2 separate regions of the Mus musculus genome follow, and region 2 is linked to region 1. The links are chromatin loops, found by intact Hi-C in ENCODE. Cell type or tissue: heart. All regions are shown on one strand. Each heading gives the region's core, and the rest is flanking DNA. Links, peaks and the distances in the headings are about the cores only.

Region 1 (2,904 bases), core at 132-2,631:
CTCCATCTGCAACGGGAGAAACTGCTCAAGCACTCCGAGGCCCTGCTCATCGGGACTGGTGAACAGCTTCGTCCATGACGGTGCGAAGTTTCCGCTGAATCCCAAAAATACGACACTACCTATAAAAAGAGAGGGAGAGAAAAGTTAAAGTGTATAGCTATTTCCTACAAGATAACGAGGGAAATGAGTCAGAGTTGAACAAAACAAAGACAGGATTTTTTATATTTATATGTGTGTATATATATATATAATTATAAATACAGATATAGATTTAAAAAAAAAAAAACACCTGCACACCTGCACTTCCTTACATCAACAATGAACTCCTGCCTCCCAAATGACAAGCCATATCCCAACACACTTTCTTTGACACAGTCCTTTATCAAGAAACAATTTTTACAATGCTCACTGCGGGCAGAGCTCATGAGAATAGTCTAGCACACAAACACCACCAAAAAGATACATTCACTGCAGCATCATAGGGTCATCCCAGGATACTGCCAATACAAACCTTTGCTGTACAGATGTGCTGGCTTGGCCAGTCCCAGAACTGCTAATGAATCCGAGATATTCAGCTGCTTAATTTCTCCTCTTGTGCTCAACAGAACGATTGACCTGTGGGGTCCAAGTTAGACAATCAGCACGGAGGCGGGTCACACAGCATGGCATACCAGATAAAGGCAAATTTGGAAAGGAAAACAGAGAGATGCCTTTCAGCCCGACACAAGTCCCAATTCCCTGCTGCAAAGGGAACTACTTCTCATGTTCTTGGAAGGGTGATAACACAGGGAAACCCACAAGAGTCACGTAGGCATGAGGGCAGGCTGGAAGCCAGCCTTCCAGGGTTAGTGTACTCAGTGGAGAGTGGTCTCAGTTTCTCTTGGGTGCTCTACTGCTATCTGTGTCAACACCTCTATGATGAATAGGTGAACAGGAACTCAAAATGGAAAGATAAAAGCGGGGGTGCCGACCAGTACAGTGTTGGTCTAGCATAGAGAGGGGCCCTAGACTTCCCAGAGCTACCATAACAGTAACAAATAAATAACAACAAATTACGATGCTCTCGATGGTTTAAAACTTGTTTTTATTTGTTTCTTTGTTTTAATTGCCATCTTTAGGGCTACTGAGAAGGCTCAGCAGTTGAGAGCAGTTGCTGTCCCTGGACCAGAGGACCAGGGTTTGATATCCAGCACCTACTTGGCAGCTCACAACCACTTGCAACTCCAGCTCTAATGTATCTGATGCCCTCTTCTGGTCTCTGAAGGCACCAGGCACACACGTACATATGAAAAATAGTAAAATTTAAAAAAAAAATTGTCATCTTCACTGTACAATAAATCAACACAATACTTAAGAGCTGTTTGTGGATTCCTGCTTTCTTTGCTGGTAGAGACTCTATGGCTCCAAGGTTTATTTTAGTATCTGACCAACAAGCTTATTGTATTGGTATAATTTCTTTAAAAAAAAAAAAAAAAACAGCACTCTTGGAAGTGGACTGCAGTACCAGCTGCCAAGTACAACAGGAAAGCACACTGTTTACTCCCTGTTATAGAAAAATGTGCGACCTTCATAATTTACTTTAGTTAGGGGCATCTTATAGTGTTGATTTCCATTCAGAAAAAGAATCCCTCTTTTGAACTCTGGCTGTGATTCCTTTAGCAATGCAAATCCTTCATGTGGGATTTGACACGTGCTGAAGACTGGGGTGAGGCTGTGGGCTCTTGGTTGCAGTCTTCCTAAAGCAGTGGTGACTAGACTCAGAATAACTACAGAGGACTAGCCACAGCAGCCCTGCAGATCTCAACTTCTTCATAGGATGGAATTATCCAGCTTATCTGGAAAAGTCCTTAACACTCACATATACACCCATGCTATAACATAACTTCTGTTTCTTTGCTTTTGAGAAAGGGCCTCATTTTGAAAGCCTGTCTGGCTGGAACTTGCTAGGTAGACCTTACAGTGACCCTCTGTCTCTGCTGAGATTATAAACATTATAAACATGTTCCTGTACCCCTGGTTCCTGCCCTATAACTTCTCAACACTGTTACAATGCAGTATACATACACAGCAATCCTAGGGTCCAACACACAAGCTTCAGAATGAAGACTAAAGAGCCATATAGCCGGGGCTGGAGAGATGGCTCACCAGTTAAGAGCACTGACTGTTCTTCCAGGGATCCTGAGTTCAATTCCCAGCAACCACATGGTGGCTCACAACCATCTGTAATGGGGTCTGATGCCCTCTTCTAGTATGTCTGAAGACTGTAACAGTGTACTCATAGACATACAATAAATAGATACATCTTTAAAAAAAAAAGAGCAATATAGCCAGCAGCCAGAGGGAGAAGAGCTTACTCTAAAAAGCCTCTCCTTGGGTAGAGGTTTTTAAATCTTCGGTGTACAGGGTGCCTTGCAAAATTGTGTTTTCTAATATTTACGGTAAGATTTACATCCTAGGTTATTTGAAGAAAAGTGAGTAGATAGGTTTTTAAACATTGAGAAGAATCTTTAAAGAGCTCAGAAACCTCAGAAAGGAATTCTCTAAAACTATCTGAACCATGAGACAGACCTACAGTTGCTCCTCTTATCCACGGGGTCTGCACACATAAATTTAACGGGCGGCTCATCAGAACTATTCATGAAAAAGCACCAAGCACCACCCGAACGGTGCAGTGGGCGAAGCTGCCTGCCGTGCCACGCCCGATAGCCTGACGTCAATTCCCAGAACCCACATGGTAGACAGAGAAAAACAGTCCTGCAAGATATTCTCTCATCTCTGCGTGCACCTTGGCATGCACGGGCCCACATTCCATCATATATATACAGAGTAAGCATAATGAAAAGGGGGGTGGGGTCTGCACGTGTTCTGAGTATAAACAGACGTCTTCCCTTATCACTGTCCCCA
Region 2 (2,904 bases), core at 215-2,714, 77 kb after region 1:
TGGTTTTATTGCTAGAGGGCAGTAAGTAGTATTACGTGAAGCACCTCAGGGTACTCGCAGTGAGAACCCCATTCTTTGCCAGGACCTCCCAACTCTGCCAAGGAACTGTGGTGAGTGAGGTCCTGTGCTAAAAACTGGTCCCCAGCTTTAAAGATGCCCAGATTCTGAAACTGCGCCTTACCACACGGAGCAGGGTCACACCAACTCAGGGGAACAGTAGGAGACAAAGATCCACACTCCCCCCCAAACTTTACACAAGCGTGCTCTTGTAGACGCCAAGGCTCCACAATGCACATTCCATCAATCTTTCACTGCGGTCCGCGTCCCCCACGCAGCCTTTCCAGAAACTTTAGGGCTGTTCACACCGACTTTAAAAGACCCATTGTTAACCTCCCCGGGAACACAAAGTGGATGAAAAGGGGATCAAACCTCTATTCCTAAGGACCCCTTTTCATGGAAGAAGGTTGAGTCTCGGGGCGCTATGTATGGGAGAACTCCGGCGGGAAGGCGCCGGCAAAGGCGGACGCTGGAACCCACAGGATGTTGTGCTTCTCGGCAAAAAAACGCCAGCACAGGGACAGCCAGGCCTCCAGGACGCCAAGGTGCGCAAGTCGGGTCTGCGCCCTCCGGGCCCTTGGGACCGCCAAGGAGGCGGGGCTGGGCACCCGGGACTAGAGGAGCCTTACCTTCCCCTCCCCCTCCTGGCGTCGGTCTACTCAGGTGTCTACGCGATGGCCAGAGGAGCAGGAGCGGGAGCAGAGCTCCTGGAGTCCCCGCGTGCAGATCTCCTCTCCATGGCCAGGAACCCGCGTCCCGCTGCCGCTCTGAATTCAGCGGCAACCTACGCCGGAGGAGAAGCAGTCGGGGCCGGGGAGTAACGCTCCTCCCTCCGCCTTCGCGGCCACCTCCTCCAGCCAGCCCGGCTTGGCGCTCTTGGATCCTTCCCTCCCGGAGGAAGAGGAGGGGAATCGCCGTCCGGGCGGCGCGAGCCTGTGCGGCTCCGAGACAATAGCGGCAGGCAGGGCGCGTTCCCGAGCCGCGCAGGTCCCCGGTTCGGCGGGCGCCGCGGCTCGCTAGGGTCCCTCTAATCAGCCTCCGGCCACACAAGCGCCGGCTCGGCTGGGCCGAGAGTGCTGCGGATTGGGCAGGCGGCCCCGAGCTAGGGAGGCGGGTCAAAGGCGGGGTGGGCGGGGCCTGTTGTCAGAGGGACGAGACCTGCGGAGGCTCCGCCCACCACAAGCTGCAGACGAAGGCTCAGCGCCTCCAGCTGCCTTCAGCAGGAAGGACGCCCGCCAACACCGTCGGCGGCCAGGGTTTCCCAGCGGCTCCTTGACCTTCGGCTACAGATGACTACCTGGGAGTTCAGGAAAAGCAGCGGGCCTGAACCTGAGTCTGTGTACCTCATCATCCCAGCTGAGTCTGATACTGCTTTTTTTGTCACCTCTTGACAAAGTCGACCTGAGCCTGCACCCCTCATCACTCGAAACTGAACCTGCATCTTCTCGGGTCTAGCCAGGCTGCTGAACCCCTATTACCACCACCACCACCACCCCACACACACACACACACACCACCACCACCACCACCACCACCACCACCACCACCCACACACACACACACACCACCACCACCACCACCACCACCACCACCCCTGAGACACACACACACAGGGTTGAACTCTTTTCTCTTCCTTTATCATCCAATAGCTGAGTTCGACATCTTTTATCGCTCCGGAATGAAGCTGACTCGGCATAGCAGTATATTCCCCCAATAATATCCCGCAAGCCCCCCACCTCACTCAAAACTTTCTGAGCCTCGGGTCCTGGCGCCTCGACTGCCCCCACCTGGCCAACAAGGAAGCTGGATTCGTAGCCCTCTCAGCAGAGTCAGTGTGTTCTTGACTTCAGACCGTTGTCCAGTTCTGGTTAGGAGCTTGGAGCAGCCCCAGCATCTCACACTAAGGCCAGAATAAATATACCTAGGCCTGGTCACGCCTTCTGGCCACGCTACTCTAGAGTGGCTGAAGCTTGCAGGAGGCGGAGATGCAACACTGAAAACCAATCCTCAGCCCACCCTACTGCAGAATATACTGGCCGGGTGGCATGAGTAGCCCTGCCACCACCCGGTCCCCTGGAGGAAGTTGCTCTGGCAGAGGAAAAGCCTTTCCTGCAGCAAAGGGCGCGACCTGGCTTGGTCCGTCAGACCACGAGGTCAGGAGCTAATGACAGCTGCCAGATTGCCAAATCCGGACAGTCATCATCCTCTATTTAATTCGGAGTTGGACGTGTCGCCTCTGGGGAACTGTTTCATTGAATACTGTACAGGCAGGATTGTTCATTTTTCAGGCTCACTGTTGTTTGTCTGTCTGTTTGTTTATTTGTTTGTTTTCTCCCCCTTCCAGTAAAAATTCAACCGTGTAGCTATGATACACCAGCAGACAGAAAAAGGAATACCCTATTTCCAAGGTTTGGTTTAGGACTTGGTAGAACTGAACCAATGTTTCCAGACTGGGGCTAATAAGAATCCCCTGAGATCCTAAAAAACTTGGAAATGCCTCAACAAAGCTCTATGGACTGAGTCAGAGGAGTCTGCAAATGTAAATTTTGGCAATGCTTCTGGACCGAACCCACAGTTAACTAAAACCTTGGAAAGATGCAGAAGGAGAAGCTCCAGAGACATCTGAGCCGTCACAAAATCCTTACCCATCTGCCATCTCCAGCCCCAGTCCCTCTTTAGAAGAGAAAAGGGGAGGACTTAACATAATAGAGCAGATGATTCTCTATGACAAACTGCAAAGGAGGAAGGACTCTTAAGGTGGCCTCAATGGGACATGTTTAGAACTCAAGAAGGGAGGATGGGGGCTGGAGATATGGCTTGGGCTCCTCTTCCAGAGGATCCAGATTT

The links. A loop is a pair of places that touch in the nucleus more often than their neighbours do. Peaks named below come from ENCODE experiments on the same cell type or tissue, not always from the same donor. Only the 100,000 strongest peaks of a DNase experiment are listed, where the experiment ranks them.
Region 2: a loop joins it to region 1, with 4 times the contacts of the local background. A loop is called at or near these places in 3 of 42 quality-filtered maps.

The regions. Positions count from the first base shown.
Region 1 is chr19:21,853,370-21,856,273 of GRCm38, reverse strand. Cemip2 (cell migration inducing hyaluronidase 2) reads right to left here. Exons shown (of 24, transcript NM_001033759.2): 23 at 512-615; 24 at 1-119. Among named protein-coding and RNA genes, the nearest start is that of Cemip2, 76 kb to the right of the region's middle. In heart, for the core only: a CTCF peak has its summit at 1,260 (motif pointing left); no DNase peak of the experiment used is centred there.
Region 2 is chr19:21,776,569-21,779,472 of GRCm38, reverse strand. Cemip2 (cell migration inducing hyaluronidase 2) reads right to left here and starts at 1,133. Exons shown (of 24, transcript NM_001033759.2): 1 at 687-1,133. In heart, for the core only: CTCF peaks have their summits at 1,263 and 1,876 (motif pointing left); DNase peaks (open chromatin) are centred at 1,172 and 1,962; H3K4me3 peaks cover 2,102 bases; H3K27ac peaks cover 1,985 bases.